Regions from separate parts of the Homo sapiens genome. Here region 2 is linked to region 1. Evidence: read pairs that join two places in POLR2A ChIA-PET (ENCODE). Cell type or tissue: GM12878. All regions are shown on one strand. Each heading gives the region's core, and the rest is flanking DNA. Links, peaks and the distances in the headings are about the cores only. Region 1 overlaps PSMB5 (proteasome 20S subunit beta 5). Region 2 holds the start of HAUS4 (HAUS augmin like complex subunit 4).

Region 1 (12,599 bases), core at 2,620-10,619:
TGTATTTTTAGTAGAGACAGGGTTTCACCATGTTGGCCAGGCTGGTCTTAAACTCCTGACCTCGGGTGATCCACCTGCCTCAGCCTCCCAAAGTGCTGGGTGGCGTGAGCCACCATATCTGGCCAACTTTTCATATATGCAGGTTCTGCAGGGCCAACTTTGGGACTTGAGTGTGCATAGATTTTGGTATATGCAGGGGTCTTGGGACAAATCCCCTTCATATACCAAAGGATGACTAGTTAACCCAAGGCTGAATAAGATAAATAACCTTTTTTTTTTTTTATTGAGACGGAGTCTCGCTCTGTCGCCCAGGCTGGAGTGCAGTGGTGCCATCTCTGCTCACTGCAAGCTCCGCCTCCCGGATTCACGCCATTCTCCTGCCTCAGCCTCCCGAGTAGCTGGGACTACAGGTGCCCGCCACCACGCCCGGCTAATTTTTTGTATTTTTAGTAGAGACGGGGTTTCACTGTGTTAGCCAGGATGGTCTCAATCTCCTGACCTCATGATCCACCCGCCTCGGCCTCCCAAAGTGCTGGGATTGCAGGCGTGAGCCACAGCTCCTGGCCTGATAAATACCGTTTTTAAAAGAACCAGTTGGCTGGGCATGGTGGCTCATGCCTGTAATCTCAGCACTTTGGGAGGCCGAGATGGGTGGATCACCGGAGATCAGGAGTTCGAGACCAGCCTGACCAACATGGTGGAACCTTGTCTCTACTAAAAATACAAAATTATTGGGAGGCCGAGGCGGGCGGATCACGAGGCCAGGAGATCGAGACCATCCTGGCTAACACGGTGAAACCCCATCTCTACTAAAAATACAAAAAATTAGCTGGGCGTGGTGGTGGTCGCCTGTAGTCCCAGCTACTTGGGAGGCTGAGGCAGGAGAATGGCGTGAACCCAGGAGGTGGAGCTTGCAGTGAGCTGAGATCGTGCCACTGCACTCCAGACTGGGCAACAGAGCAAGACTCCATCTCAAAAAAAAAAAATACAAAATTAGCCGGCTGTGGTGGCACATGCCTGTAATCCCAGCTACTCAGGGAGATGAGGCAGGAGAATCTCTTGAACCCTGGAGGTGCATGCCTGTAATCCCAGCTACTCAGGAGGCTGAGGCAGGAGAATCAATCACTTGAACCTGGGAGGCAGAGGTTGCAGTAAGCTGAGATTGTGCCATTGCACTCCAGCTTGGGAAACAAGAAAGAAACTTTGTCTCAAAAATCAGTCAGTCAATCAATAAATAAAAAGAACCAGTCAAATGCGGAAGGAGTTTTGAGGAGGAAGAGATTACTTATGATGGGAGGAATTGGGGAAGACTTCATGGATTGGTGGTGGTTGTCCTGGATGTAAAAAAGGGAAAGGGAACATAACAAAGAAAGGGAGGAAAGAAGCATGAGCTTTTGAGGAGTAACTGAAAGTCCAGTTTAATTGGAACTAAGTGGGTGAAGGGGAATAGTGAGCCATAAAGCCAGAAGGGTACTTTGGAACCAGATGATGACCCCCCTCTAGGCAAGAGAGCATGGCACTGGGGCTGAGGAGGGGCCAGAGAAAGGAGTAAGGTAGACATCAGAATCACCTGAACCTGAAAACCAATAAGGGCAGAGGTGCTCAAGCTGGCTTGCATTAAAATCACCTGGGGGACTTAAAAAACAAGTTCCATACCTGTTTCCCACCCCACACCAGTTATAAAAAATACCTAGGGTAAGTCCTGTGCATTTTTGAAAAAAATCTTTGTTAGATGACTCTAGTGCACAGTGAGATGTGAGAATCACTGAAACAGGAAAAAGAGTAGTGATGCTATTGGCAGAATTTCAGAAGACAGGAGGAAGCGTGGGTTTGTGGCGCACAAGAGAGATGAGTGTGGTAGGTAATGGAGAACCACTGGTATCTAAGTTTAGGAAGTTTGAATCTGTACATGATGACAAAGACATCCAGCTGGAGGGATCCAGTAGGCAGTTGGGATTGAACACTTTGTCTAAATTTTCATCTGTACCAAAAGTCAGCTAGTTTTTTCATAAAGGGCCAAATAGTAAATATTTTAGGTCTGCAGGCCTAAATCTTTGTCTCAAATACTTAACTCTGCCGGTGTTGCACAAAACAACCATAGACAGTATGGAAACAGTGGCTCTGTTCCAATAACATTTTAATTACAAAAATAAAGGCAGTTGGCCTGGCCAAACCCTGGTCTATACCAGCAATAGAAATATAATGTGAGCCATATATGTAATTTTACATTTTATACTAGCTACGCTTTTAAAATTAAAAAAAATTAATTTCAATATATTTTGTTTAACCTAATAAATCCAAAATATTATGTTAGCAGGTAGTACTAGTTCATTTCAAATGCTCAACTAGTCCTGTGTGGCTAGTGGCTACCATATGGACAGTGCAGGTCTTTACAATGTGATTACAAACTCTAGGCTTTATTATCCTCCTGTGTAAAGTATGTCTTGTTCTCCAGATAGTCTAAACTCTTTGAGTTCTGGCATTATGGAGTTTGTTTTTCTGTCACACAGGCTGCAGTGCAGTGGCATAATCACAGCTCACTGTAGCCTCAACCTCCTGGGCTCAAGTGACTGGGATTATGGGGTCTTTTGATGGGGGAGTGGGGATTATGTTTTGTTTGTTTGTTTTTTGAGACAGAGTTTCACTCTTGTTGCCCAGGCTGGAGTGCAGTGGTGCGATCTCGGCTCACTGCAAACTCCACCTCCCAGGTTCAAGTGATTCTCCTGCCTCCGCCTCCTGAGTAGCTGGGATTACAGGCATGCGCCACCACGCCTGGCTAATTTTGTATTTTTAGTAGAGACAGGGTTTCTCCATGTTGGTCAGGCTTGTCTTGAACTCCTGACCTCAGGTGACCCACCTGCCTCGGCCTCCCAAAGTGCTGGGATTACGGGTTTGAGCCACTGCGCCTGGCCGGGGATTATGTTTTAAATGTTATCTTTCACAGTGTCTGAAGTTCTGTGCTTGAAACCTAAGTCATTTGGAATGTACTTGTTTTGTGGGTGTGCTGAGAGGATCGGCAACATGGCAAGGTAGTTATTATAATATAAGGTGAGATGGGGTGGTATGTTGTAGAATCCTGGAGTCTTAATATTAAATTTTATTCCTTCAGGTTTTTTTTTTTTCCTGAAGACAGCATCTCAGTCTGTTGCCCAAGCTGGAGTGTGGTGGTGTGATTATAGCTTACTGCAGCCTGCAAGTCCTGAGCTCAAACAATCCTCCTGTTTCAACCTCCCACAGACATGCACCACCACACTCAGCTAGCTTTTAAAAAAATAATAATAATTTTATAGAAGTCCTATCTTGTATTTATGTTGGCTTCCCTGGGTTTCTCTTTTATATATATATATATTATTTTATTTATTTATTATTATTATTATTATTTTTTTTTTTTTTGAGACAAAGTCTTGCTCTGTCTCCCAGGCTGGAGTGCAGTGGCGCGATCTCGGCTCACCGCAAGCTCCGCCTCCCGGGTTTACGCCATTCTCCTGCCTCAGCCTCCTGAGTAGCTGGGACTGCAGGCGACCGCAACCACACCTGGCTAATTTTTTGTTTTTTAGTAGAGACGGGGTTTCACCGTGTTAGCCAGGATGATCTCGATCTCCTGACCTCGTGATCCACCCGCCTCGGCCTCCCAAAGTGCTGGGATTACAGGCGTTAGCCACCGCGCCTGGCCTATTTATTATATTATTTTGAGACAGCGTTTCACTCTTGTTGCCCAGGCTGGAGTGCAATGGCGCGATCTTGGCTTACCGCAACCTTTGCCTCCCAGGTTCAAGTGATTCTCCTGCATCAGCCTCCTGAGTAGCTGGGATTATAGGCATGTGCCACCACGCCTGGCAAATTTTGTATTTTTAGTAGAGATGGGGTTTCTTCATGTTGGTCAGGCTGGTCTCAAACGCCTGACCTCAGGTGATCTGCCCACCTCAGCCTCCCAAAGTGCTGGGATTACAGGCATGAGCCACCGCGCCCGGCCTATTTTTTTATTTTTTTAAATTTTATTCTAGGTTTTAAGAGAACTACTGCTGGCCGGGCGAGGTGGCTCACGCCTGTAATCCCAGCACTTTGGGAGTCCGAGAAGGGCAGATCCCCAGAGGTCAGGAGTTCAAGACCAGCCTGACCAACATGGTGAAACCCCGTCTCTACTAAAAATACAAAAATTAGCTGGGCGTGGTTACGAGCGCTTGTAATCCTAGCTACCTGGGAAACTGAGGCAGGAGAATCACTTTAACCCAGGAGGCGGAGGTTGTGGTGAGCCGAGATTGCGCCATTGCACTCTAGCTTGGGCAACAAGAGCAAAACTCCATCTCAAAAAAAAAGAACTACTGCCTTGGCATATGAATTAGATATCAAAAGGGGTGATCTTTTTTTTTTTCCTGCTAACCTCATCTCCCTTTCCAGGCCTCTACTACGTGGACAGTGAAGGGAACCGGATTTCAGGGGCCACCTTCTCTGTAGGTTCTGGCTCTGTGTATGCATATGGGGTCATGGATCGGGGCTATTCCTATGACCTGGAAGTGGAGCAGGCCTATGATCTGGCCCGTCGAGCCATCTACCAAGCCACCTACAGAGATGCCTACTCAGGAGGTGCAGTCAACCTCTACCACGTGCGGGAGGATGGCTGGATCCGAGTCTCCAGTGACAATGTGGCTGATCTACATGAGAAGTATAGTGGCTCTACCCCCTGAAAGAGGGTGGATGCAGCTGCTTGTGTTTCTTGGGGTGACTGTCATTGGTAATACGGACACAGTGACCCATCCTCCATCCTATTTATAGTGGAAGGGCCTTCAATTGTATCAGTACTTTTTTTTAAGCTCTGGCACATTGACCTCTATGTGTTACCAGTCATTAATGAGCTGCTGCAGAGGTGACTATTTGTTTTACTTTCTTGGATGTTAACATTACACTACTCACTACTCAATCTCAGCCTGTGTTGCATCTTTTGTCCACACTGTCCCTCCTCCAAGCACTTTTCAGTCAAATAAGCCAGGACAGTGGAAGGGAAGTGACTGTAATTACAGGAAACAGTGGTGTGAAGACATTGTCTAGTGAATACATTAATGTCCCCACTCATGAAGCTAATAACGGAGAAGGAGAGAGAGGCAGGGAGGAGGGAGACACTTCTCGATTTGGTTTACAAAGAGATGAAAAGTTGATGAGGTGGAAAGATGCACAGGGCTGTACCAGGCAGGGCTCCAGCGGAAAAGGCTGTCACCCTGTGGTGGGGGAAGGGAGGCTGAGGCTACATGCAGAGCGGAAGGGTGAAGAGGGTAAATCTTGACTCTTAAACCAACTGGGAAGGGAAGGCTTGGACCCTGGGAAGGGGAGGACAAAGAAGTGGCTGTGAAAGCAGTAGTAACCACAAGCTTGGTGACCCTTGTCCTTTTGGTCCTCCAGTGCATATGTGTGGAGGGGAGAGGGTAGTGATGGTGATTTTATAGCCTCCTGGTCAGGAAGCAGCACTAAATTGTCACTGGAATGTGTGGGTGGGGAAGAGGCCCTGCTGAGAGCAGAGAGATGGCTGATTTATCACACCCAGCACTGTTGGGGCTGGGGGGAGTTCCCAAGCTATGGTGGCAGCAGATGGCAAGGCCTTCTGTTAAAGAGAAGACAGGGGATAGAGGAGGTTGATGGGAGAAACCTTTAAAAAATGGGAGCGGAGGACACAAACAATACCACCTTGTATTTAGTCAGAAGGCAGAAAGTGGTTGGTGAAGGTGACAACCCAGTGTCATGTTTTGAGACTGAGAGGTTTGGAGAAGTCATTCACAGAAGAAGAGGGGGTAAACCCTCCTCTCCTGTACTGCAGCTACCTTCCCTTCCCCCTCAGCCTTGTGCAGTCTTCGTATTGATTGATGAGGGCTGTCGGCCAGGAACTGATCGAGGCTTGTTAATTGCATTTGTCAAATGCAGGGAAATTGGGAATTAGTGAAATCGGAGAAGGGGGTTTGGAAAACAAATGACTCGTGCCTAAGGAAATTTTTTGCAGGAAAGTATCTCAGGAGCCCCTGCAGTCAGGGAGCTGCTGGTGTGGACTCAGACTACATGGTTGAAATAGGCAGGAGCTGGGCGGGGCACAGTGGCTCAGGCTTGTAATCCCAGCACCAGCACTTTGGGAGACGGAGGCAGGCAGATCACTTGATGCCAGGAGTTTGAGACCAGTCTGGCCAACATGGTGAAACCTGTCTCTACTAAAAATACGAAAAATTAGCTGGGTGTGGTGGCAGGCACCTGTAATCCCAGCTACTTGGGAGGCTGAGGCAGAGGTTGCAGTGAGCCGAGATGGTGCCATTGCACTCCAGCCTGGGCAACAAAAGCAAAACTCCATCTAAAAAAAAAAAGAAAGAAAGAAATAGGCAGGACCCAAGCTACATCTTCCTTCTCGTAGACTGTTGGGAAATGGTTAGCTGCGTGAGAAGCACAGGTAGGTCATCTTCCTCCCACTTAGGACATTGGTTTGCAGATCTTAAAAAAAAAAAAGAAAAAAAAAAAAGCACTCTTAGGAGAAATCCCAATGCCTGAAAAAAAAATCAGAGGTTGAAATTGAGCTGAGAGGTCCAGAGCCTCCACTATTGAGCTTCCCCATCCAGCCACTCCCCGCAGCACCCTTTGTTAGCCCCATACACATACACAGTCCCTGGCACTTCTTGGAACCTCAAGGAACACAATTTGAACACCTCTTCCCTGGGAAATAGCCTTAAGGATAGAAAGAGAATTGAAGATTGGAATTTCCTTACATGACCCCAGAGAGCATAAGACCCCAGCTTTGGTCCATGAACAGAAAATTCATTCTGGAGAGAAGAGATGATCGTGAAACAATGCAACCCTTTGCCCTGTTTCTGTCTCACACTTTGCTTTGGCAGTGGTTTAGCTGTTTAACGGAAACACCTATTCTGCACTGGCAGAGTCCTTATGTTAGAAGAGAAAATGCATGTTCTGTTCTGGCATATCCCTGTTGATCTACCTTCCTGGGTCTTGGGTAAAAGACTCATTTAATGGAAGAGCTCGATTTGTGGTAGGTTTTTCTGGGAAGAAAGTAGAGCAGAGGTAGGGAAAAACTGCAAGTCTGTAGGCTAGTGGTATCCACCCTGTGCATTTGTGATTTCTTGCTGATGGTTACTGGGGGGAAATTGGCTTTGCAGCGATGTGTGTCTCCGCTTGTGTGGGAATGATGGATGCCGCATAGGATTGGAGAGATGTTTTTGAGTGGAGTGTACCAGTTCAGGGACTCCCATCAGATTCATTTCCCAGTACAGTCCTCTTGACAAAGGATGATGGAAAAGAAATCGCCTTAAATAGCTGGAAGATTAATTTCTCTCAGCAGTTCCCAGGCGTCCAAGGGACTGGGCTCTTTAAGTGATGTCTGACAACTTCTCTTCCCTCAACAGATAACTCAGTAACACCAAAATCTGGCTCCTCGGGGTAGGTGATGGGACTAATCTGATTAAATAGGGAGCAAATACTCCTGGAGGCCCCTTGCTTTCTCTTGCTAGCCTTCCAGCATCTGCACACCAGGCAAGGGAGGGCTGTGGGGAGTAGCAGTGCACTGTGGGGTGAGTAGAATGTTCATGAAGGAAGGTGAAAAGGTAGGTGAGGATGTGGGGGAGGAGGGAGGAAGGGCACAGTTAACGCAAATCAAAGACTGAAGGATAATAGTTACTGAGTGTTCCTCTTTAGGCAAAACCAGAAGGTCAGTGTCTCTTGATATCCTCCTCAGCTAGCAAATGAGAAAACTGTCAGAGCCATTTGGGGAGTGGAAGGTCACATCCTCCGAGGGGAAATAAAATAACTGATTTATTCTGGCCCACGGATTCTATGTGGTCTGTTAGGGGAAGGAAGAAAGAGGTGGGATGAAAAGAGAATAAAGTAGAAAAAAAAAGGTGGATGGAAATTTTGAGGGGAGCATTTCCCTTGTGTCAGGAGTAACAAGGATAGGATGATTGGGTTAGGAGAGAATCTACATGACCATATCTAATTTTCGGTGGATACATTTAGGTTTTTAATTTTCTTTTATTTTTGTTTCTTTTGTTAGATCTTCCCCTGACCTGCTCCCAGGGCTATAACAGATACGGACTTTGAAACTGTATGGAGTATAGAGCAGTGCTCTATAATTTAAAATATACATATATTGCAACCAAGCACCTCTGCTGTTTTGCGTTTGTTTCTTGTTTGTTTTTATAAATTCTAGTTTCCCTTCAGGAAGCCAGAATCATACTGGGAATGCTTTAATTATAGTGGGCAAGAGGGAGCTCAAACAGCAATCAGAACTGCCCTGATCAGCAGCTGCTGCCACCTTCTACCTGACCTGGGCCACCCCTCTTTTTCCCCCCAAGTCAGCCTCCCGTGCTCCCCAGGCGTGGCTTCAGAGCCAAGTTCTGGTTTCCAGGAGCTCTGCCCCCACTGAAGCATTTCAATAAAAAACATTTCTAAAATGTCCCCTTTGCAGTTGTTAGTGGGTCAAGCAGAAGAAATTCTACCCACGTCAGCTTCTTGGGCTTATTTGACCCAACTCATTTCTCCCAGAAGCTTTTGCCTCTGAGTTAGGTGCCAAGCTTAAGCTGGTATTTAACTCTTTATGGTCCAGATTAAGCTGTCATCAGCCATAAAGATATGACCCAGTTTATTTGAAAAGAAATAAGACACCATGGGTTCGACACGTTCTGATGCTTCCCATTACTTATCCCCGGCCCCATCTTAGGCTGTTCCTCCCTTTGCCTCGTTCCATGTTTTCTCTCTGCTCTCTCACTTTATAAAAATTCTCTTTCCTTTGCAGAGTTTAAATAAAAACCAATCAATCAATAAACCAAGGGCTGCTTATAGGCTTTACTGTAACAAGAAAAGGTTATCATTAACTGCAGGGTACCCAAAAAGCTGGTATTATAGAGGAAAACAGATGGAATGGCAGAAAGTGAACTAGAGAGAACAAGAGACAAACCAGAGACAAACAAAAGCGACTCCCAGACAGCAAGCGCGAGATTGAGCAAAGTGCAGAGGGAGATGTGAACGTGGCAGAGAAAGATGGATGGAGATATTGACAGGCAGAGCTGGACTGTGAATGGGGGCAGACAGGGAGTGGGAAAGGAGACTAAGAAGGACAGTGATAGAGAGAGTGGGCAGAAAAACAGGGAGGAAGGAAGCGGCTCGAAGCTAATGCACAGTGAAACATGTCCCCCTGGAGACAGATAATTTCTCCAGCCATACGTAATGAACACGTGCCTCTCTGTGTGTTGCCCCTGTACTGTCACAGTCACTTAAATTCTGCAAGAATCTCTCCATGTCTACACCACTTATGCGAGGTTGGAAAGAAGGTTTGGGCTCTCACAACCCCCATCTCAATCCAGCCAGGCCGAAGACAGAAAATTAGAAACCTGTGTCGTAAAAGTAACAGGGTGAGTGAGGCAGGATCACAGATCCAGTACCTTCGAAAATTTGTTTTTAGGTTCACTAAGAAGCCTTCTCTCCCCACACCTCCATACTCCCTGGCAACACACATCATACACACATAACTCATCCTCTTTTCTGCAAACATGCCTGCAGATCAGGGCCTAGGGTGCCTAAGTCAGGAGAGGGAAGCCACTACCTCCCAGGAAGACTGAGGAATAGCACATGTCAGGTAAGACGAGAAATAAGTAGGTCCAAATAGAAGTAGGTGTAGCCTACAAGGCACCAAGGTAGAGGGGATGTTTTTGCACGACCGCAGCTCTTTTCTCATTCTAGCCTCAACACCATCACTATCCCAGAGACACCTATGCACTCTAAGCCTCCCCATGCATACAGAGTTTCACACAATACACAGGCTTTTTTTCACAGCAGCTTATCTCCAGCGGTGATGTGTGGTATTGTCTGATTAGAGGGAATCCTCTGAGCACCATGGTTATGTGGGAGGGCTCATAATCACCATGTCTCCCTTGAGTCTTGAGTTTGCGCTCATAGCTTAGTCTTTAGAAAAGAAAGCAATGGAGCATTTTAAACCAACACAACATATTCAGCATAGTCCTGCATTTCCAAGCACCTCCTAAAGAGGAAAAATGCATAAAGGTGGATCAATCCAAGTGCGGTCCTTGGCTAGGGGTCAGCACTGTTCTACATCTCATTTAAACAGCCTTAGGGCCAGGTGCCATGGTTCACACCTATAATCCCAACACTTTGGGAGGCCAAGGTGGGAGGATCACTTGAGCTCAGGAGTTCAAGACCATCTGGGCAAAATAATGAGACCCCCATCTCTACAAAAGATATTAAAATTTAGCCAGGTGTGGTGGTACATACCTCTAGTACCAGCTCCTCAGGAGGCTGAAGCAAAAGGATCACTTGAACCTGGGACATGAGGCTGCAGGGAGCTGTGATCGCACCACTGCACTCCAGCCTGGGTGACAGAGTTAGACCCTGTCTCAAACAAAACAAAACAAATCAAAAAACAGCCTTAGGCATGTGCCACATCAAACAGCATCTATGTAGTGTCTCTGGTTGTTTCCTGGCATGTCTGCCTGCTTTTTCAGTTAAGCACTATAGTGTAGTTTTTACTTGTTCCCCCACAGTGTCTAGCATGCTGTTGGCTACTCAGGAAAGATATATAATAAATGTACTTTTAATAAATGAATTAATGAGGCTAGGTGCATTAGCTGACGCCTGTAATCCTAACACTTTGGGAGGCCGAGGTGGGTGGATCACTTGAGGTCAGGAGTTCGAGGCCAGCCTGGCCAACGTGGTGAAACTCTGTCTCTACTAAAATACAAAAATTAGCTGGGTGTGGTGGTGTGCACCCGTAATCCCAGCTACTTGGGAGGCTGAGGCAAGAGAATCACTTGAACTGCAGCGCAGGCTGCACTGAGCAGAGATTCCACTAGCCACTATACTCCAGCCTGGGCAACAGAGCAAGACTCCACTACAAAAAAAAAAAAAATACAGAATTAATGAATGATTGCCAGGCGCGGTGGCTCACGCCTGTAATCCCAGCACTTTGGGAGGCCGAGGCAGGCGGATCACCTGAGGTCAGGAGATCGAGACCAGCCTGGCTAACACAGTGAAACCCCATCTCTACTAAAAATACAAAAAAAAATTAGCCGGGCATGGTGGCAGGCGCCTGTAGTCCCAGCTACTCGGGAGGCTGAGGCAGGAGAATGGCGAGAACCCGGGAGGCGGAGGTTGCAGTAAGCAGAGATAGCGCCACTGCAGTCTGGCCTGGACGACAGCGAGACTCCGTCTCAAAAAAAAAAAAAAAAAAAAAAGACCAGCCTGGCCAACACGGTGAAACCTCGTCTCTACTAAAAATACAAAAATTAGCCAGGCGTGGTGGCAGGCACCTGTAGTCCCAGCTACTCGGGAGCCTGAGGCAGGAGAATCGCTTGAACCTGGGATGTGGAGGTTGCAGTGAGCCGAGATTGCGCCATTGCACTCCAGCCTGGGGAACAAGAGCGAGACTTCATCTCAAAAAAAAAAAAAAAAAAAAAAATTAATGAATGATTTCACTATGGTGTCATTTTGCCAGTGGTTCCTACCCTTCTTAGCACTGTGACTCCCATATTGTTTAATTTTAAGATGCCCTTTGCTGCTCTTAAACATACTATGGGCCAGGCACGGTGGCTCATGGCTATAATCCTAGTGCTTTGGGAGGCCAAGGCAGGTGGATCACCTAAATTCAGGAGTTAAAACCAGCCTGGCCAATATGGTGATGAAACTCTGTCTCTATTAAAAATACAAAAATCAGCCAGGTGTGGTGGCATGCGCCTGTAATCCCAGCTACTCAGAGGCTGAGGCAGGAGAATCACTTAAACCTAGGGGGCAGAGGTTGCAGTGAACCAAGATTGTACCACTTCGTTCCAGCCTGGGTGAAAGAGTGAAACTCTGTCTCAAAAAAACAAAAAAACAAAAACAAAAACAAAAAAACTATGAAACGTATATTAATTTTTAAAATTAAGACAAATTAAAATTACTTGTTTTGTGAATTTCTTTTTTTTTTTTTTGAGACAGAGTCTCGCTCTGTCGCCCAGGCAACATTGGCGCAATCTCGGCTCACTGCAATCTCTGCCTCCCAGGTTCACGCCATTCTCCTGCCTCAGCCTTCCCAGTAGCTGGGGCTACAGGCGCCCGCCACCATGCCCGCTAATTTTTGTTTTTTTTGTATTTTTTAGTAGAGACGGGGTTTCACCGTGTTAGCCAGGATGGTCTTTTTTGTTTTTTTGGGACTTTTTTTTTTTCTTTTTGACACCACTGCACTCTAGCCTGGGCGACAGAGCGACACTCCATCTCAAAAAAAAAGAAATAACATAAATGTAAAGAAGATAATGAAGAAGGCAAAGAGGAGAAAAATGAGTAGATAGATGCCAGCTATTATATGTAGAAGAAATAACAGAATTTGAAAAATCACCATTTGGCAAACCCCAATGCAAAAATAGGAAGGTGCAAGGTTGTGGAAGAACAGGATATTCACATTATCTAAGATAATCACTGTATTAGTTTGCTAAGGCTGCTATAACAAAACACCATAGTCTGAGTGGCTTAAACAACAGAAATTACTTTCTCCCAGTTCTGGAGGCTGTAGGTCCAAGATCAAAGTATCAGCAGTGTTGATTTCTTCTGAAGCCTCAGTCCCCTTGGCTTGCAGA
Region 2 (12,166 bases), core at 4,167-12,166, 66 kb after region 1:
GGAGACGGAGGTTGCCGTGAGCCAGCATGGTCCCACTGCACTCCAGCCTGGGTGACAAAGTGAGACTCCGTCTCAAAAAAAAAAAAAAAAAAAAAAACACATTAGGAGAAGCAAAGGAAATATACTGAGAGTCCCTGTCCTTGAGGAGGTCACAGTCTAGCCAGGGAGACAAATGAATGCATAAAATGACTTGAAAAGATTACAAGCAACATGTCAACAATTGCAAAGTAATTATTAGAAACAAAAGGCCAGGCATGGTGCCTCACGCTTGTAATCCCAGCACTTTGGGAGGTGGAGATGGGAGGATTGCTTGAGGCCAGCCTGATCAACATAGCAAGACCCCATCTCTATTCAAAAATTTTAAAAAGGCTGGGCGTGGGCCAGCCATGGTGGCTCACGCCTGTAATCCCAGCACTTTGGGAGGCCGAGGCAGGTGGATCACCTAAGGTTGAGAGTTCGAGACCAGCCTGACCAACATGGAGAAACCGTGTCTCCACTAAAAATACAAAATTAGCCGGGCGTGGTGGCGCATGCCTGTAATCCCAGCTACTCGGGAGGCTGAGGCAGGAGAATCACTTGAACCTGGGAGGTGGAGGTTGTGGTGAGCTGAGATCATGCCATTGCACTCCAGCCTGGGCAACAAGAGCGAAACTCGGTCTTAAAAAAAAAAAAGGACTGGCCGTGGTGGCTCACGCCTGTAATCCCAGCCCTTTGGGAGGCTGAGGCAGGTAGATCACTTGAAGTCAGGAGTTCGAAACCAGCCTGGCCAACATGGTGAAACCCCGTCTCTACTAAAAAACAAAAATTAGCTGGGCATGGTGGTATAAGCTTGTAACCCCAGCTACTTGGGAGGCTGAGGCAGGAGAATTACTTGAACCCCGGAAGCTGAGGTTGCAGTGAGCCGAGATTGCGCCACTGCACTCCAGCCTGGGCGACAGAGCGAAACTCTGTCTCAAAATAAATAAATAAATAAATAAATAAAATAAAAAAAAAAAAAACTGGTTGCCAACATTTATAACAGAAATTTCACATAAAAATCTGGATATTTTATATGAAGAGCTGGATTTCTAAGGTTTTGTTTGTTTGTTTGTTTTTTTAATAATCAGAAGATCTGTCATCCCTGAGCTTCCATTCCCACATGGCAGCAATCATTCTGTCATGACTCTGGACCCATCATCACTCTGTACCCTACGGCATTAGGTCCAGTTGTCCACTGGGACTGAATGATGGCTGCTCCTTTGTTTGGTGTAGTCTCTTCTTTGTCAGTCTCCACCACTCTGAAGTCTGCACCCTTCACACATTATTTACCCTCCTGGCTCCTGTAGACTTTTGGGTCAGTATCCCATGATTTGTATGATTCTGATGGGCTCCCTCCCCATCAAACCTTCCATTATTAATCATTTGAAGAAAGCAATAAATTAGTTTTGAAATGCTGCCCAAGAAATGCATCCATTTCAGAATTATCTGTGCCTGGGTTTTTTTATAAGGCAATTCAGTCATGGGAAACCCTGCTGGAATAATCTACTTGGCTACTATGGCTGCATACTGCAAATTAACTGAGCAAAATTTCCCTTCGATAAGTGGAATATAGAAAGTCTACTAAGTTGCTAACTTTCTCAAGGTTTTGCTTTTTTTGCCATAATACCTTAATCATAGGAGGCGTTTCAAAATTCACAATGTGTGTTCTTCCCAAGCATGAAACTCCAAATGTCCTTTAGTTGTTCTATTTCTCCCACTGGTTCTGATATAATTTTTAAAGGAGAATATCTCTTTCATGTGCAACTTGGTATAAAACAGTGTCACCACCAGCTTAAAATCCAAGGAGGCCAGGCATGGTGGCTCACACCTGTAATCCCAGCACTTTGAGAGGCCAAGGAGGGCGGATCACGAGGTCAGGAGATTGATACCATCCTGGCTAACACGGTGAAACCCCGTATCTACTAAAAAATACAAAAAATTAGCCGGGTGTGGTGGCGGGTGCCTGTAGTCCCAGCTACTCAGGAGGCTGAGGCAGGAGAATGGTGTGAACCTGGGAGGCGGAGCTTGCAGTGAGCCGAAATCGCACCACTGCACTCCAGCCTGGGCGACAGAGCGAGACTCTGTCTCAAAAAACAAACAAACAAACAAAAATCCAAGGAAAGCTGGATGCAGTGGCTCATGTCTGTAGTGCCAGGACTTCGGGAGGCTGAGGCTCAAGAAGATGGCTTGAGGCCAGAAGTTCGAGACCAGCCCAGCAACATAGTGAGACCCTGTCTCTACAAAAAATTTAAAAAACTACTGGGGCATGGTGGTGCATGCCTGTAGTCCCAGCTACTTGGGAGGCTGAGAAGGGAGGATCCCTTGAGCTAAGGAGTTTGAGGCTGCAGTGACCCATGCACTGCAGCCTGGGTGACTGAAACCGGTGCCACTGCACTTCAGCCTGGGTGACAGTGAGACCCTGTCTCTAAATTAATTAATTAAAATCCAGGGAAATACTTTTATCACCCTGGCACACGCTTTCAAGTTATAGCAGCATACTCAATCATTATAACAAGAATTGCCCACCTTGTGCTTCATGTCTAGCTTTTCAAAATGATACTGGTCTTCCCCTCCTGAATCAGTTTCCTTTATAGTCTCATATTCCTTTAAAAATGGTTTCAATCTGTCCCATTTTTGAGCCAAATTTCTTAGCTTTTCTTTGAGCTCTAAAATTTTCTATCAGGCCTACTTCATATACTAGTTCACAATAGTGTCTCAAAGTAAAACCAGGCTCATTCTAGTTTGTATAACAGAAATTTCTGTGAACAGACAGGCAACCCTTGAAGCCTCAAGGGCCTAGCTTTGAAATCCCCTTGGAGGTGTTAAGCAATTGAAAAAATGGCACATTATGAACATTTGTTCTAAAATTTTCATTTGATGTCATAGGTTGATTACATATTTTTTTATCCACTTGTTTTCTTCTTAAATTATGTGCTTACAGTAGGCATGAAATTTTCTAGCTTAATCATCAATAGTTGTAGCTCTGAATACCTTCATTTTCCAGTGAACAATCTTGAAAATAAATCTAAAATCTCTTGACTGCATGTAAAATTTTTTATTTCTGAAACTAGTTTCTCAGTCCATATAATATCAGAATGTATTCAAATACTTTCAAAGTGATATGGCTTATTTTTCAAGTTTTTCTAAATTATTGATCAGTTAAATATGATTCCAGCCAGTCACGGTGGCTCATACGCGTAATCCCAACACTTTAGGAGGCCAAGGCAAGTAGATCACTTGAGCCCAGGAGTTCAAGACCAGCCTGGAAAACATAGCAAGATACTGTCTCTACTAAAGACAAAAAAGTAACTGGTCTTGGTGGCATGTGCCTGGAATTCCAGCTACTTAGGAGGCTGAGGTGGGAGGATCACCCGAGCCTGGGAGGTCAAGGCTGCAGTGAGCTGTGATCATACCTCTGCGAGACAGAGAGACACCCTGTCTCCAAAAAAAAACAACAACAGTGATTCCAAGTTCCAATGCTATTTTAATGTCTTAGCTTTGCAACTGGTTATTGAAGCCCATATTTTTAGTGAGAACATATTCTACTCAAAGATTTCTATTGGTATCATAAATACTCACAGTACTCACAGTACTAAATACTAAATACTAGTACTAAAATACTCAGTACTAGTACTCACAGTACTAAATACTCACCTGGAATTTCTCTCTGGAATTTTTGTTTCCCGGCCTTAGTGTGGGAGGCAAAGTGCCTGCAATGTTCTTACAAATCTCCATTCTCTGCAATTCTAAACAATGCAGCAAAAGAATGTCCAAGTCTGAAAGGTTATGTAGACTTTTTCTCAGACTCTCATTTACATTTATCACTAAATTAAAAACATACATGAATAGTTTTTAGAAGACCAGGTCAACAGCAATGTCTGAAACGGTAGAGTTGGATTGAGGGCAGGAGTTATGTCTAATTTATCTTCCTACACCCTGACCTCCCACCCTTACAGGAGTCTAGCTCAGGAATACTTGAGTATGTTCTTGGCTTTATCATTAAAGAGCATTTAAGAAGTGAATGATTGTATTTTGCATATGGCATAACAGAAGGTGAGATGAACAACACTAATGAAAGGACAGGCCTATAAAAGCCAAGCATTCCATGGAATAAACAAAGCGATGTAAGGTATTTGTAGTGTGGTTGTGGCCGAAAATTCGTTTTTCAACAAATAAGTGCCTCACTGGAACTCGGAACCAACAATTAAGTATGGAGATAGGTACCCTGGGGCTGTTAGAAGCACCTCCTTAAATATAAACCCAAACAAATTAAGGTTTTGTTTTTGTTTTTTGTTTTTGTTTTTTTGAGACAGAGTCTTGCTCTGTTGCCCAGGCTGGAGTGCAATGGCACGATCTCGGCTCACTGCAACCTCTGCCTCCCAGGTCCAAGCGATTCTCTTGCCTCAGTCTCCTGAGTAGCTGGGATTACAGGGCACCTGCCACCACTCCCGGCTAATTTTTGTATTTTTAGTAGAGACAGAGTTTCACCATGTTGGTCAGGCTGGTCTCGAACTGCTGACCTCGTGATCCGCCCACCTCGGCCTCCCAAAGTGCTGGGATTACAGGCGTGAGCCACCGCACCCGGCCCAAATTAAGGTTTTAAATAGGATTTCATATTTATCAGCAATAAAATGACATTAACTTAAAAATGAATTGGTCGGGCGTGGTAGCTCATGCCTGTAATCCCAGCACTTTGGGAGACCAAGGTGGGAGGATCACTGGAGCCCAAGAGTTCGAGACCAGCCTGGGCAACATAGTGAGACCCCAACATAGAGAGTACATCTTTATTTGATTCAATTTACATAAGATTCTAGAAAGTCCAAACTATTCTATAGTGACAGAAAACAGAGTTGATGGTTGAGTAGGGCAGGGAGAAGCTAGAGAAAAGAATTACGTACGGGCACAGGTAAACTTTTAGAGTGTGATACATATGTTCACTATCTTGATCTTGGTGATGGTTTCACACATATATAGTTATATCAAAATGTATTGAATTGTACACTTTAAATACTGTGTGCCAAAATACCTCAATGAAGCTGTTTTTTAAAATTCTGGCAAAAAAGAGGGAAAGAGAAGGACAGAGGGAGAGAGAGAGAGAGAATATGAATGAATTCTAGGTCCTTTCTTACAATTCTTTCTTGTTCAAGGACACCGGATGGTGTCTGATTATAAACTTTTTTTCCCAGCACTTCACTGCACTCTTTTTTTTTTTTTTTTTTTTTTTGAGATGGAGTCTCTCTCTGTCGCCCAGGCTGGAGTGCAGTGGTGCAATCTCCGCTCACTGCAAGCTCCGCCTCCTGGGTTGACGCCATTCTCCTGGCTTAGCCTCCTGAGTAGCTGGGATTACAGGCACCCGCCACCACGCCCAGCTGATTTTTTGTATTTTTAGTAGAGACGGGGTTTCACCGTGTTAGCCAAGATGGTCTTGATTTCCTGACCTCGTGATCTGCCTGCCTCGGCCTCCCAAAGTGCTGGGATTACAGGCTTGAGCCACCGCACCCGGCCTTTGCTGCATTTTTAACTGCCAGGATGGACTATAGGCTTAACTTTCCAGTCTTACGTAGAGCTGGCCTATAAAATCCTTCACTTCGGTTGGTCCTGTCTCCTCTTGGACCTAGAATGCAGTTTATACTCCCCTTGTCTCTGCTTCCATTTGCTGGGATGTTTCCTTCATTCTAAATGATCCAAATTTTCTCTATCCTTTCAGGCCCAATGAAAGTAAGATTTATTTCATCTATTCTATCCTATCTATTTCTGCAGAAAGAATTCTGTACCTTCTTCATGTTTCTCTAGTATTTATAATCTAAACTGCTCTTTTGACACCAGTTTGCTGCCTTGTATTATTTGCTTTTCATGTGCATACGTCTTATCTTTTAGATTATGAACATCTTTGGGGCAAGGACTGGGCCATATTTAGCTTTGTGTCTCTCCCAAGGCACTTAATAGGTGCATAATAAGTGTCAATTTAAAACACCTCACTTTTAGTCTTTCCAATGCACTTTCTCAGCCATTATCTCATTTGATCATTACATCGACACTATGAGATTGGAGGAGCTAGAAATAAGTTATTTCCTCCTTTTGACAGATAAGGACCCTGAAGCCCAAGGTCACACAACTTGTAGAGACAGAGATGGAACAGATAATTGCACATGAAGGTCTGATCCAATTCAAGGCTTCTTTGCATCACTATCCCCTCTGTCCTCCTACCTGAAGACAGCTTGCTCCATCCTTCACCCCCTCATTCCCCAAAGTACTTTAGCCAAAGCTTCGTAGTACCATATTAGAGAACTTGACAAATCTGAGAGACAAAATTTCAGTAGATTTCCGATCAGCTCTGAGTCACCAAAGCATACTTGCTATTTTGTTCCAAGTGCCGTTTGCTATGGACATTATGCCTGATATTTAACTTTGCTGTGCTTCAGAGCTGAGGAAGCATAAATGATTTTTAAAAGCTTCAGAAAATGACAGCAGTTCAATATTAAGCATGAAAGGTGGCAGCTGATGAGCTGACCAAGAATATAAAATTTCTTCACTGGACCACACCATTCCTCTATGCATATTAATAGAATTCTGTAGCTGGTACTGAAGGAAAAGGCGAAACTCCCCATCTCTCAGCACACCTAACGGAGATTCCTTTCCTATCACTCCAGGCTATCACCTTATCTAATGTAAAAGATGTGATATACTTGGCACAGTTTACTTAGTATTGCATATTTTCTTTTTGTATTTTTTTTTTGTAGAGATGGGGATCGTCTCGCCATGTGGCCCAGGCTGGTCTCGAACTCCTGGGCTCAAGTGATCCTCCTGCCTCGGCCTCCCAAAGTGCTGGGTCAGGCATGAGCCACTGCACCCCGCCTAAACATTTTCTTTATTTTTAATTTTTATTTATTTTTAATTTTTTTCGAGACCGAGTCTCACTCTGTTGCCCAGGCTGGAGTGCAGTGGCACGATCTCAGGTCACTGCAACCTCCGCCTCCTGGGTTCAAGCGATTCTCCTGCCTCAGCCTCTGGAGCTAATTTTTTGTATTTTTAGTAGAGACGGGGGTCTCACCAGGTTGGCCAGCCTGGTCTCAAACTCCTGACTTCACGTGATCCGCCCGCCTCAGCCTCCCAAAGTGCTGGGATTACAGGCGTGAGCCACCATGCCCAGCTCTTTATTTTTTTAAATTTATATTTTTGAAATAATTCACCGAAGGTGTGGGTGGGAGTGAGGGTTGGGTTTAAGGTTAAGACAGGTGGGCCGGGCGCGGTGGCTCATGCCTGTAATCCCAGCACTTTGGGAGGCCGAGGCGGGCGGATCACGAGGTCAGGAGACTGAGACCATCCTGGCCAACGTGGTGAAACCCCGTCTCTACTAAAAATACAAAAAAAATTACCTGGGCGTGGTGGCGCCCGCCTGTAGTCCCAGCTACTCAGGAGGCTGAGGCAGGAGAATCGCTTGAACCCGGGAGGTGAAGGTTGCAGAGATCGCGCCACTGCACTCCAGCCTGGCAACAGAGCAAGACTCCGTCTGGAAAAAAAAAAAAAAAAAGATTAAGACAGGTGAAAGATATTTGGCCGGGCAGATTGCTTGAGGTCAGGAGTGCGAGACCATCCTGGCCAATATTGTGAAACTCTGTCTCTACTAAAAATATAAAAATTAGCCAGGCGTGGTGGCTCGTGCGGGTAATCCCAGCTACTCAGGAGGCTAGGGCAGGAGAATCGCTTGAACCTGGGAGGTGGAGGTTGCGGTGAGCCGAGATCGTGCCACTGCGCTCCAGCCTGGGCAACAAGTGCGAAACTCCGTACCCCCAAGAAAACAAACAAACAAACAAACAAAACAGGCGAATGAGGAATGCGCGCTAATAGGGAGTCTGTGGTGGGAATTCGAGAGGAAGGTGACCCTGAGGAAGCACTGTATGGTGCCCGGCATGGGCTGGGCTGGGCTGGGCTGGGCTGGGCGGCAGCGCCTCAGAGCCAGGCCTTAGTGAGGAGACTCGCAGGACGCGGCTTGGGTGGCAGGTCTGGGAAGGTTCCTTCCGAGAGCTATTGGGACAGGTTTAGACCCCCCAAATGGCGACCTCGAACTTAACCCTTTGTGCCTCAGTTCTCCCCCTCTGTAAAATGAGTATAATGGTGACTTTCTCACAGGACGCTTTAAGAACTAAACGAGGCCTGGCCGAGGGCGGTAGCTCACGCCTGTAATCCCAGCACTTTGGGAGGCCGAGGCGGGTGGATCACGAGGTCAGGAGATCCAGATCATCCTGGCTAACACGGTGAAACCCCGTCTCTACTAAAAATACAACAATTAGCCGGGCGTGGTGGCGGGCACCTGTAATCCCAGCTACTCGTGAGGCTGAGGCAGAGAATTGCTTGAACCCGGGAGGCGGAGCTTGCAGCGAGCCGATATTGCGCCACTGCACCCCAGCCTGGGCGACAGAGCGAGACTCCGTCTCAAAAAAAAAACGAGGCAAGGCAAGCAAAATGCTTGGCGTAGTGCCTGACTCATCGTAGGCCCTCAATAAATGTTAGCAATTACCACCATTTTCTCAGCATCTGCCCTTCACTGGGGAGGCACTAATGAGAAGGGGCAAAAAAGCCTTTCCGAGACCATCCTGTTTCCCAGTCCGGGTTCCACCACCCGAGCATGCGAACCCAGGGCGTTGGGAACCCAGCGCGCACCCGTCGAGGGGCGGGGCCTGCCGTTCCCGCCTCGAGTGTGGCCCCGCCTCCACCTCCTTCGTCGCGGCCTCTAGTGCACTTTCGGCTCCTTCCCCTTCCCGGGCCTTTCAGCTTGGTCTTTCCGGGCCTCGCTTCCCCCAGCCCCTGCGCCCGGCCCGAACGAGAGGTTCCGGAGCCCCGGCGCGGGCGGGTTCTGGGGTGTAGACGCTGCTGGCCAGCCCGCCCCAGCCGAGGTTCTCGGCACCGCCTTGAGAGCTTCAGCTGCCCCAGGGTGTGCAGGTTTGCTTTAGAGGGTCGGCGGGCGGAGCTTCGGGGAAGAGGAGCTCTGGGAGAGTCATTCCGGCCAGTGGCCGGAGACCGTCGTCGCTCTTGGGAATCCTTGGCCGCCCAGACAGAAGGGAAGTAGGCGCCGGAGAGCCCGTTCTGCATTTTGATTCATCTCGGGCCCTGTAAGGGTCATATCTTGTGAAAATAACCTGTAAAATCAATTTAACGTTCAGTGCAGCGTGTAAAGACAGCTCTAAGAATTTAAAAGACGCCTGAGTCAGAACATTTAAATGCTTGGGTCCCTGTAGCAGCGTTTTAACACGTCTGAGTGCAGAGGGTGGAGAATCGAGCCTGATTGCCGTTCACGCCCTGTAACCTTTAAGAAGGGTAAAGAAAGGCACCCTAAAAAACGCAAGGGGACACTTACCCTAGGGGGGGACGAACAGCTAGCTTTTTGGAATTTGGGTTGGTCTTCATTTCCAAGTGCGAAATTTGCCTGCAAAACTTTTTATTTGCAGTCATAGATCAACGATAAACAGAATTGTTAAAACACTGAACTTAACTAAGTAGTGGCTTTTGTTGACAAGTCGATTGTGTTATTAATTCTTAATGTCTCATCCAAGGCAGGAATCGTTATCTCAGTTTTGCAGGTGGGAAAAGTTTGGCACAGAAAAAAGCATTTTCCTTAAGTTCTCAGAAGCAACGGCCGGCCGAGCTGCAAATTAAGTCCCAGCATTCTGCCTCCTCAGCTGCGTCCCCCTCTAGACCATGTTAGAAAACAAATGAGTAGTTACTTTGATGTTACTCATAAAACGATCGAGTAAACCAAATGTTCTATAAACATGAAGCGTTAAATCATAATAACCTTCAATGCCTGTTCAGCTTTGGGAGGCTCAGTTGCCCTTTGGAGTTTGATACCTTGCAGAGAGGAGGGGCAGAGCAAAAACATGAAAAGTAATGTCAAGGGAAAATTTTTGTCTCCTGAGGTCAAACTGTGCCCATCTTTACTGCCCCTGTGTTGGTGTCATTCCTTTCAGCGCACTCCATGTTCTGGCAAAACACCCACAGCTCACGTTCTCGTTGTAGCCACATTACACCTTTGCATTACTCTTTTGCCACTGACCTCACTGTCAGTCTTCTTGTCACGCTGTTTCCTCCAGGTGCTCTTTTCTTAGGCTGTTATGTGAAAACCAGTTGTTCAAGTGTGGAATGATTTGTCATTCCTGAAGGATGATTCTAGAGTTAATGATAAAAAAAAAAAAAACTACCAACAGATCTTAGACAAAAAAAGAAGCACAAAAAAACTATTATGGAATTTGATAGCTGAGTTATTTGGGGGGAAAAAGTAGACTTTGATTTTTTTCCCTTTTCCCCCAGTTCACTCATAACTGGGAAGCTGCAGCTCAGTTTTAACTTTGGCATAATGGTGGTGGTGGTGGAGAATCCTCTTGTTTAGACTCAGTGAATTGGAAAGTTCTCTTTTTAGGATGCTCCTTTTGGACAGCTTGGAGCAAGTGGAAACACATGTGTGCTTAGAATGTGACATGTTTTGGCACTTGTAAATCTGTTTGTCCATAAAGCTTGTGTAAGAGCTTGGGACCCAGGATGTGTGGTATAGGCCCTCTGTAAAAGTCATCCTTGAGGTTCCTTTCCAGCTTGTGGACAGCAGAAATTTGAACATAAGGTAGTGTCCTTGGAGCAGCCAGCTGTTTATTCATCTTTTTGTTTTCTTTCACTTCTTGGTTCCACAGATTAGAATCCCAAGAAAATCAAATGGCATCCGGGGATTTCTGCTCACCTGGAGAAGGGATGGAAATACTTCAACAAGGTAAGAGTAGCCACTTGCAAAAGGTTTGATGATTTATCCAGAGAGGTCTTATCCAGGTTCTTGCCTTTTCTAGTAAAAAGCATTTATTGGCTCACACCTGTAATCCCAGCACTTTGGGAGGCTGAGGTGGGTGGATCACGAGGTCAGGAGATCGAGACCATCCTGGCTAACACGGTGAAACCCTGTCTCTACTAAAAATACGAAAAATTAGCTGGGCGTGGTGGTGGGTACCTGTAGTCCCAGCTACTCCAGAGGCTGAGGCAGGAGAATGGTGTGAACCTGGGAGGCGGAGCTTGCAGTGAGCTGAGATCGTGCCACTGTACTCCAGCCTGGGCAACAGAGCAAGACTCCAAAAAAAAAAAAAAAAAAGGATTTATAAGTTTCCCCAGTATGGTTTTCCTCACAGAAGCATGTGTTTCTGAGGAAACTGGAATACATGAAGATCCTTGAACACTCTCTTATTGGAAAACAGACTACACTAATTCCTGTTAATGTTGGTTCAATATCTGCTTGTGTAGTAGGCTAAAAACTCAAGATGCTCCCATGCTGATGTTAGCAAGCATATTATAAAAATAAGGGTAGCCAGCAAATTCCTTGAAGGTGTCCTTCCTACCTGTGTCTTAAATATTCTCATATCTTAGTCTCCAAAATTTCAGATCCTTCTATATCCTGAGTTCTTTCCATATCTCAGATCCTTTCTATATCTTGAATCCTTCAAGAGCTTGCATTTTCTATATCTTGACTATTTCCATATTGGATGCTTCAGTACCTTAGGGAAAAAGAGAGATTTCTTATTTCCCAAAAAGACTTTGGGTATAATGTTCCAAAGAATGAAAATTTGGGTGTTTTGGCAAGTAGAGGTAAAAGACCCCAACAGAGAGCATATGGAAAAAGAAATGGAAAGAAAGCTCCTTGAGCATATGGAAAAACCAGAGGATCTCAATTTCTTACACTTTTTTCTCATGCCTGTGCTGTTTTGTATCTACATGGGTTACTCAACTCTACTGACAATTATAAGTATTTGGGCCAGCTGGCCAGGTGTGGTGGCTCATGCCTGTAATCCCAGCACTTTGGGAGGCCAAGGCGGGCGGATCACCTGAGGTTGGGAGTTTGAGACCAGCCTGACCAACATGGAGAAACCCCGTCCCTACTAAAAATACAAAAATTAGAGGCTGGGCACGGTGGCTCACACCTGTAATCCTAGCACTTTGGGAAGCCGAGGCGGGCAGATCACGAGGTCAGGAGATTGAGACCATCCTGGCTAACAAGGTGAAACCCCGCCTCTACTAAAAATACAAAAAAAAAAAAAAAAATAGCTGGGCGTGGTGGCGGGTGCCTGTAGTCCCAGCTACTTGGGAGGCTAAGGCAGGAGAATGGCGTGAATCTGGGAGG

What was found. ChIA-PET counts read pairs that join two places held together with the same protein. Peaks named below come from ENCODE experiments on the same cell type or tissue, not always from the same donor. Only the 100,000 strongest peaks of a DNase experiment are listed, where the experiment ranks them.
Region 2: POLR2A ChIA-PET joins it to region 1 with 10 read pairs; 16 of 35 experiments call an interaction of 5 or more read pairs at or near these places.

What each region holds. Positions count from the first base shown.
Region 1 is chr14:23,018,175-23,030,773 of GRCh38, reverse strand. It overlaps PSMB5 (proteasome 20S subunit beta 5), which reads left to right. Exons shown (of 3, transcript NM_002797.5): 3 at 4,399-4,918. The coding sequence ends at 4,685. Among named protein-coding and RNA genes, the nearest start is that of PSMB5, 10 kb to the left of the region's middle. RefSeq lists an enhancer at 5,568-5,657. In GM12878, for the core only: no CTCF peak of the experiment used is centred there; no DNase peak of the experiment used is centred there.
Region 2 is chr14:22,953,708-22,965,873 of GRCh38, reverse strand. HAUS4 (HAUS augmin like complex subunit 4) reads left to right here and starts at 8,784. Exons shown (of 10, transcript NM_001166269.2): 1 at 8,784-8,958; 2 at 10,698-10,774. The coding sequence starts at 10,720. It overlaps PRMT5-DT (PRMT5 divergent transcript), which reads right to left. Exons shown (of 3, transcript NR_110002.1): 3 at 11,182-11,543. MIR4707 (microRNA 4707) reads left to right here and starts at 8,845; the gene lies at 8,845-8,924. RefSeq lists a silencer at 7,262-7,622 and enhancers at 7,422-8,000, 8,001-8,580, 8,963-9,092. In GM12878, for the core only: no CTCF peak of the experiment used is centred there; DNase peaks (open chromatin) are centred at 8,653 and 9,063; H3K4me3 peaks cover 2,244 bases; H3K27ac peaks cover 1,814 bases.